Linked DNA regions of Homo sapiens: region 2 is linked to region 1. Evidence: chromatin contacts called from ENCODE Hi-C or POLR2A ChIA-PET data. All regions are on one chromosome and are shown on one strand. The core of a region is the stretch at or near the end of the contact, and the rest is flanking DNA. Distances in the headings are between cores, read along the strand shown.

What was found. Hi-C counts contacts between places; a loop is a spot of excess contacts on that map. ChIA-PET counts read pairs that join two places held with the same protein, here RNA polymerase II (POLR2A). Pooled maps may share reads with other maps.
Region 2: a map of esophagus muscularis mucosa shows a loop between it and region 1 (8-fold over the local background). The contact joins two enhancer-like sites. A Hi-C loop is called at or near these places in 6 of 168 maps with a recorded cell type or tissue (CD14-positive monocyte, IMR-90, K562 and 3 more) and 8 of 50 pooled maps. POLR2A ChIA-PET finds 5 or more read pairs at or near these places in 11 of 52 experiments (BJ, CD4-positive, alpha-beta T cell, H1 and 6 more).

Annotation. Positions count from the first base shown.
Region 1 is chr9:99,075,491-99,080,024 of GRCh38, reverse strand. No RefSeq gene overlaps it. Among named protein-coding and RNA genes, the nearest start is that of TGFBR1, 27 kb to the left of the region's middle. RefSeq lists a cis regulatory region at 4,183-4,534. Within about 2 kb of position 3,269, at least 9 of the 41 ENCODE cell types and tissues checked have a DNase peak (open chromatin) inside an H3K27ac peak, as active enhancers do; they include CD4-positive, alpha-beta T cell, where a contact is called at or near this core.
Region 2 is chr9:99,132,889-99,137,174 of GRCh38, reverse strand. All of the region lies in intron 3 of TGFBR1 (transforming growth factor beta receptor 1), which reads right to left. Among named protein-coding and RNA genes, the nearest start is that of TGFBR1, 30 kb to the right of the region's middle. Within about 2 kb of position 1,499, at least 3 of the 41 ENCODE cell types and tissues checked have a DNase peak (open chromatin) inside an H3K27ac peak, as active enhancers do; they include CD4-positive, alpha-beta T cell, where a contact is called at or near this core.

The DNA of each region.
Region 1 (4,534 bases), core at 2,020-4,519:
ATCAGGTTTACTGTGTTTTATACACTTTGGTTAATTCATTTTTGCTTTTTCTCTTGCTGACAGAGGATCAAATATGTTAAAACATGTCATATCTACTGTCGTTGCTCTAACGGGAGCCAAAAAGCAATATAGAACTATGTGGAAGATGGGGCTATGATTGAAACTGATGATGAGGAGTGGGAAGGCTGGACTGCTAAGTGGGATTGTAGTTGTTGCCTCTTGTGTCTGTGTCACACTCATTTAGCCCATCTCTGATTTCATTCATACCTGTGATAGACTGTCTGACTCACCTTCTGCTGCTGGTGCTCTACCTCAATACTCATACCTCTTGTCTTTCTTCATTCTGTGCTAGGGCCTTCTCCTAATGCCAGGAAGCTTTCCAGGCTGGCCCAGCTCAGAAGTGCCGAGGAACTCATACCCTATGGGCAACCCTCAACCAATGCACAATGTTGGCCAATGAACAAATGCTCCATCCTCCTCTCCACTGGGTAGACACTTGTGGGAAATATTCTGCATACTTCTCAGAGGTCCTGGTGGAACTGAGCTCTTGTTGCTGACAATAGTGACCTCACAGTGTGTCTGTTGATGGACTTTTCCTCTTTCTCTGTTTTACTCTCCCTATCTCCTTGCTCCTACTTCCTGGGATCGCCTGCACTAAGTCCTTGTCTCGGGCTCTGCTTTGCGGGACACCAAAACACTCATCACCACAGTCCGGGAAATGTTTGAGGTGAACACAGAATAGAATTAATTGTAGAACTTCTAAGCCGGCTTCTCTCCTGCTTGGGGAGATGTCTTGAAGAAAACTACAGTGCATAGATGAACAGAAAATGCTGTGCTATTTAAGAGCTGTAACACTGAGACCAGGCAGTTTTACTGTGGGCATCTTAAACAAGCGCAGCGCTGTGAGAAGAGGCAAACATTCTTGAACTACAAGAAAGCACTGTGGAATCGATTGGCAGAGAACTGTATCAGTGGCAGCTGACATGGTTTGGGGGACAGGACCACCAGAACATCTCTTCAAGATCACCATGACTTCAGCGGAGTGCCCCAAAACACCAGCTGGGCAGTTACTGCCAATGGAGTGTTGACACCAGGGAAGTGAATCTAGCCACAGGGGACATCCTGGAATTCCCTTCTCCCAGGAGGTACCCACAGATAAACAATGAGCTGAACTAATTCCTGGGCAAATAGAAGCAAGCCTAGAATATTTGAAGGAATAATTTTTGAAGAATATTTGAGAGAGAAGAAGATGACTTTGTGCTAATTTTGTACCTAGGGCATCAGCCCTGTAATTTAAGTTTTAGAAGAAACACAAACCTGTTTTATCATCACAGTTGGGTAAAGTCTGGAATGTATTTTACAACCACGTTATTGACAATTATTCGGCTCAACATTTCCGAAAATTCAGTCAGTTGTCTATCACCTACACTACAATGTATCATTTGTACTATTACTTACCTAATACTTTCCTTTCAACCAGCCCACTTTTTAAAACTTAAATACTTACTTTATATTAAATACAAATAAATATGAAATTATGGATTTAGTATCTACCTATATTTTCCTAACAACTATTGAAATAAATATATAACTGTTACAGTAAAAACCATCTCAATCCATATGTGGTAAAAATACTACACGTTGGGAAAATTGATTTGGATATAACCGTAAGTGATCTTGACTTTGTTTCTCATTAGATTTCTATCATCACATCCTCTGCTTTGTGAAATACTAATTCCTGGTTAATTTCCATTTGGTTATAATCCTTCCACAAAGTCTGTTTTTCAGAAAAGGCACCTGGATGCTATAATTTTGAGTTTTGACACTTCTGAAAATGTCTCTCTTTGTTCCCATACATGAAAGTTTGGTTGGCTGTGAAATTTTAATATAATTCTTAATCCACGGGATTATTTATACTTTACCCCATTGTCTTCTAATTTTCAATATTGCAAATAAGAACTCCAATGCCAATCTGAATTGCTCTCTATATAGAAGTGTGTAGGATTTTACATCGTTACTGAAATGCATAAACTTTACCAGAAATGTACACAGGTGGATATTTTGCAACAATTCTGCCCAGGACTCAGTGAATCATTTCAATCTACAGATTATGCTCCTTCTTTAGCTCAGGAAATTTTCTTTCATTTATTTATTTATTTATTTATATTTATATTTTGATGGGGATAGTGTCTCATTATGTTGCTCCGCTGGTCTTGAACTTCCAGGCTTAAGAGATCCTCCTGCCTCAGCCTCCCAAGTAGCTGGGACTACAGGCTCCAGCCACCGCACCAAACTTCTTTTGTTCACTGGTACTTCTCTTCCATCTAATATTCTCTTTTATTCTGTGACTCCTGTTATATAAATATTGAAACATTATGTCTATCTCCTTCCCTCATCTTTTATTTCATGAATTTATCTTTTTGTCTGTGTCCTTTGAGCAATTATATTAATTCTTTTGATCTAACAATTCATTAAATCAGGTTTCAGTAGCATATATGCTGTAGTTCTATTTTATTCTGGTGATACAGTCGTTCTTTTATTTTCAAGGACTGTTTCTTATTCTCCCAGTATTTCATTTCATGCTTCTTTTACTCTCTGAAATTTTACTGAGAATACCAATTTGCTTTCTTTTCCTTGTTTCCAGTGGAGTTGGATGAAAATACAAATTTGAATCTTTAAAAGTTATCTCCTGTTTTCTGTAATCATTCTTTCGAAACAGAAGCCATTGGCTCTGATTAACTGTTGATTCCCTTTTGGAGGCTGCTAGATCTCCTCAAATGATTAATTGGTGTTTGTTGTTCTGTACTGATGTTCATAAATATGAAAGCCCACATTGAAAGGACTGATAGGTCTTCTGGGTGCTGTCAGCAACTGCACAAGTCTCTATGAGCTTCCCCCCAGCCTTTTCCCAGCTTATTTCTGTTTCAGCCTCTACTGGCACTTTCCTGTGGCTATCAGCCTCAGGAGGGACTCGAAGACAGGCCCTGCCTTTGCTGCTGTGGTTATAGGATAGCCAATCATAGCAGGTTTCTATCTTCCAGAAAGTCCTCAAAGTTTCTGCCAGGTTGAGATAGTTCTTCCTTTTTTAACAAGGGGTTGCAGGTCTTTTTTTGTTTGTTTTTTGTTTTTTCTCTGTTGTTTTTATCATTTCAGTAAGGTTTGAGGAAAGTATTGTAAGCTCAAAGTGTTATCTTGAAGTAAACCTTGTGTGACTTCCTGCTAGATTGGGCCTGATACTGCAGTCTCTGGGGTGCCCCGCCCATAAACCCCCAAGTTCCCACTGCCAGCATCCACGTGTCTGCCTGAGAGCATTCTGTGGCAGCTGAGCCCACTCTGTCGTGTGCAGCAGGCCAGAAGTACTGGAATCTCATCCAGTGCCTCGCCCTCCTGTTTTTCAAAGACTGAGAGGGGTTGGTGTATGAAGACCATAACATCCTTGTCCCTTTGGTTGGAAACTCTGAGGTGCCAGACTGCACGGGCTCCCAGAACCCTTAAGAGGACAGTGTGATCTAGTCACTCACAGTGAGAACTAGATGCACCCTTTAAAATCTTCCTTCCCATCCCTGTCTCATTTCTCTGCTCTCTTACCTTGTTTCTTGGGATCGCCTTGCAGAGAAATTAATGAATCCTCCTCTAAAGGGAAACTCAAATCAAAACACTAAGTATGACAGGCTTTCTAGAAAGCTCTCTCCCCTGGTGTGGAGAATGAACTGGAGGAGATGGAACTGTAGAGGCCAGGAGATGTGAGCAACAGTCCTAGGGAAGATAAGAAAAGAGCCAGCACCACATTGCCTCAAGGGAAGACCACCACGTGCAACGCTTTGAAAGGCCGAGGCAGGAGAATTTTGTGAGGCCAGGAGTTCAAGACCAGCCTGAGCAACATTGCAAGACCTTGTCTCTACAAACATATATATGTACTAAACATACATATATTAGTACATATGCATATATATATATATGTATATGTACTAAAAATTAGCCAGGCCTGGTGGCACACACCTGTAGTCCTAGCTACTCAGGAGGCTGAGGTGGGAGAATCACTTGAGCCCAGGAATTAAGGCTGCAATGAGCCATGATCACACCACTGTATTCTACCCTGGGTTAAAGAGTGAGATCCTGTCTCAAAAAAAAAAAAAAAAAAAAATCAAAGTAGTCATCATAAAAATATCCCAACTCTGCAGAGCTTCCTAGCACTTATTTTATGGTTTATTGTTGTTATTTTTATTACTAAGGAGACACTTAGTCAATATCGTTGAATAAATAAAAGATTCCTAGGCTCCTGGCTGGATGGTGGAGCCACTCACTAAGAGAAGGACCAGAGGAAAAGGCACAAGTTTGGAAGGAGAGGAGAGGGAGGCAATTTCCTCCCACAAACATATCAGATAACAGGGTGCTCTGGGTCCTTCTTGGAACTCAGGGCCCCCAGCAGGCTCATGCAGGGGGATGATGAGATGACTAAACAGTCGCTGTGGCATGTGTGCCTGTCTATCAGAAGGAATTCAGCCCTCTTGTCAGCAGCCGCTAATGAGCCAGA
Region 2 (4,286 bases), core at 250-2,749, 59 kb before region 1:
GCTACATAGACAACACTAGTATCTTGAAGAACAAGGCTAAGTAACTTACCTTGGTAATGGAGCACTGTTTTTCCACTAATGGAACTTGGCTTTCTCCAAAATATGTATTTTTAAGTATTGCCATACTTACTTCATTTAAAAGGGTTTACTAACTTACCTGCAACATTTAAGTGGCACTATATGTGAGACCATCACTTAATATCCTATCCACCATCCGGTAAGTGTCATTTTAAATTACATTGACACTAACAAAGAAAATGCCAGTGTACATCATGTTCCTCACTCATATCTTATTTATACAATCTATGTACATATAAATTGGTGTCATTTATAATCTATACTCAAAGCTGCTTACTAGATCAAATTAACCCAATGACAGTAAATGAAATTATCTGCTCTCTTTGGTTCCCTGATGTGAAATGCTTATAAATCCAAACGTTAAATCTTTAAAGCGATCAGAAGCTCTTCTTCTTAAGTTTCTCAAACGGGTCCTTTCTTCCTCTTGCTCTACCCTCCCCACCTCCTGTAAAGTAGTTAGCAGTATAACTATAAATAACTGTTTGTGTTTATAAGGAGGCTGCTAGTTAGAAACAGATCTGTCAGAAATCCTTATTTAAATCATAGAGCTCTTTCGCACTATGTATAATCAATTCTAATTATGTTGTTTAGTGTAGATACTAATTTATTACATTTTATGAAAGCCTTGTAGAGGGCCACACCACAGACTTAAAAGTACACTTAAGAGTTAATTTCAGGAGACTAATCTGGAAATTGCAAAGACAAGTAATAAAAAAGAAAAAGGAATCACAAACACAAATTCTGAAAACACCTGACAGGTTCAGGACTTGTGTAAATGGTATGGTCAAGAAAGGCCAACAGGACGAGGAAAGGTTTTGTCTTCCCCTTTATCACTGGATTCTAGATGTCAATTAAAATTAAAAAGCAAATCTTGATCCACTGTATTATCTATATTGGATTACTTCACATGAATAGTTGAGCATTTTTAAAAAGTTAACAATTGGCCAGGCACAGTGACTCACACCTCTAATCCCAGCACTTTAGGAGGCCGACGTGGTTGGATCACTAGAGATCAGGAGTTCAAGATCAGCCTGGCCAACATGGTGAAACCTGGTCTCTAATAAATATACAAAAATTAGCTGGGCATGGTGGTGCACACCTGTAATCCCAGCTACTCAGGAGGCTGAGGCAGGAGAATTGCTTGAACCCGGGAGGTGAAGGCTGCAGAGAGCTGAGATCCCACCACTGCACTCCAGCCTGGGCAACAGAGTGAAACTCCGTCTCCAAAAAAAAAAAAAAAAAAAGTAACAATTTTCTTCTAAAGACAAAACTGAATAGGCCTAATTTAGATCTCTATATTCTCTGCTCTACTCTTCTGTACCTTTAGAACTGTTTGAGAGAAAACTTCAAAAGGGAAACAGGGACTCCACAGCTTTACATGCAGTGAACAGGAAATAAGACCCGAACAACATGCATATATTACAAGAGCTCATAAGCTGCACACGCCATAACAAACACTGGCCTAGAAGACTCACTTACAAAAGCTGGCACATATGCACATGTGCACACTCACACACTTGGCGTACAGCTGCCAGAACCCAGCTCTTCATTGTATTCCCTGAAGTTCCCAAGTTAAAAGCACAGTCTTTAGAGGTAGAGACAGGGCCTTTCCTTAATTATGGTCACGGTACTAAGTAATAAACATATGAATTCAGAATGTGAAATGCTTATACCTTTTCCTCAATTAATGAAAGAACTAAAAACAGAGTATTACAAACACACAGTTTACTTATTCACAGGCACTAGTCTCATGCCTAAGGTGGCATTAAGGATTTATAATGAATAGAAGGGAAACAGATGGCATTTTCTGCTATTATTCACCAGAAGATGGCTTCTGCCTGGATAGGTTTGGAGGGAATTCAGTACACAATGAACTATGACAGGCAAAGGAGGCCTTAAACTAAGTTTTGTACAATGTGGTCAACTGATACTGTATGTTAGATTTTTCCTCCAAGTATGTTTTCAATAAGAGTAACACTTGTCATTTGGACATAACTCTACAATTTACCAAGTGCTTTCATGCAAACATTTTGTCTTGCTTGAACTCACAACAATCCAATGATGTGCACAGAATCCATCACTTTCATTTTAAAGATGAAATAACTCAAGCATGAGACATTGGTTAACTGCCCAAAGCCACAGAGCTAGCAAGCAATGCAGACAAGTTTTTGCAGGGTAAGGCATCAAAGGAGGGAGAGAAGCTTTCAGAGAACAGAGAGCTATGGTCCCTCATGGATCTAGAAATATATATATATATATATATATATATATATATATATATATATATATATATAATGGAAACAGAATTATTCCATTGTTTCTCATGTTTATATCTTAAAAGGTTAATGAAGATATTCTTATCCAGTAATCAACTGCCACCCACCCACCAATTCCTTTAATCAGTTAGGTGGGCTTATTCCACTGTGGCAAGTGGCATGAGTGCTGTGTCTTTCCGGAGTATAAGTTTAGAAACAAGAGAACAGGTTTGAGGGATTAATTCCAAATATCTGTAGCCATCCTGATTTTCTGTGACTCTGGTCCTTGATTATCACAGTTTTGAGCAGGATGACTTCCAGAATGAGCAAAATCTTTTTGAAGATCTGAACTGAGAATAAATGGGAAGTCCCAGGAAAGCTCTAAAATAACCTCTGTCCACCAGGCCTGCCTAAAGACTATCACACCTTCAGTACTAAGACTGCTTCATCTAAGTCCAAACTCTCATTGTCTTCCTTGCACAACTGTTTCAGGAATCCCTAAGCTTGCCTTCTGGGACGTGAGCTCCAGTGCGAGCCTGTGTGTGTCCTAGTAGTCAAGGAGAGAGCTCTCTTATTGAATACATATGGCCAAATTCTATAGAAGAATAATTCAGGTAATAAAATCAGTTTCTTCATTCTTAAATGAATGGATATGCATACATACCAATATATATTCATTTCCTTAAAATAAATAGACATTTGTCATTATATGAGCTTTCTGCAACATTAGATGTGATTTTATGCTTCAGAATTATATTCTTACCCAGTCACAACTTCTGCTTTAACATTCCTTTAATATCACTCAATTATAAAATTAGTGAAAATTTTTTTTTTTTTTTTTTTTTAGATGGAGTCTGTTTCCCAGGCTGGAGTGCAGTGGTGCGATCTCAGCTAACTGCAACCTCCACCCCCCAGGTTCAGGTGATTCTCCTGTCTCGGCCTCCCGAGTAGCTGGGACTACAGGCGCATGCCACTACGCCCGGCTAATTTTTTTGCATTTTTAATAGAGATGGGCTTTCACCAAAATTAGTGAAATTTTCATTATATACGCTTTACAAATTTTCACTTTATTCATGAATTTAGCCCTTATTTGAAGATGACTCATACTTTTCAAAGGATAGTACATCTCATTTAAAAGTCTTAACAAACCACTTGAAGTGTTTTTATCAACAGTATGGGTTCCATATTTTTGATGAGGAAACAGAAGCCCAAAGAGGAAACATGTTCTAACCAAGGTTATACAGCCAATCAATGACAAAGCTTGCCTTGAAACCTAGATCTATTTATTCTTCACCAAGTGTCAAATTCTAAAAACACAGGGGATAGGAGTGTTCCTCTCTTAATATTTTTCCAAACCACATGCAAGAAAAAGTAAAAGATAACCCCCTTTCAGTTTAAACATGAAGCACTGCTATGCCAAAATCCACCTTGGGATGACTCTGACAATTAGCTCATCTACTTCTGATGCCACAAATATCAACAAATAGAACTGAGAAAAGAAAACGTCATTAGGGGCCAAAACTACATTAAATAAGAAGGTGGTTAGACATTTTTCTCAAGTGAGAAAATGACATAAGAGTTCATTAGTTTAATTTTAAAAAACCAGGCCTATACGAAAGACAATTTCATATAATGTTTAAAAAGTAAATAACCTTCACAATTCTGAATACATTTCTGTCATGCCTGTTTTCAAATGTAAACATCAAGCTGCTAAACAATCCTGAATAGAATGGGTTAGCTGCAGATCATGTGAATATCTTTGACCTTCAGCTTCATCTATATGAGAATAATTGTTCTTATCCTTTCTACCTCACAGTGATGAAAAGCAAATTAGATTATACAAGTGAGAACGCTTTGAAATTTATACCACCATGGAGCTGACTTATTGATTCGCTTTAACAGTTAAAGTTAAGTTCCAATCTATTTTAAACCAGCCACAGTCATATATACATC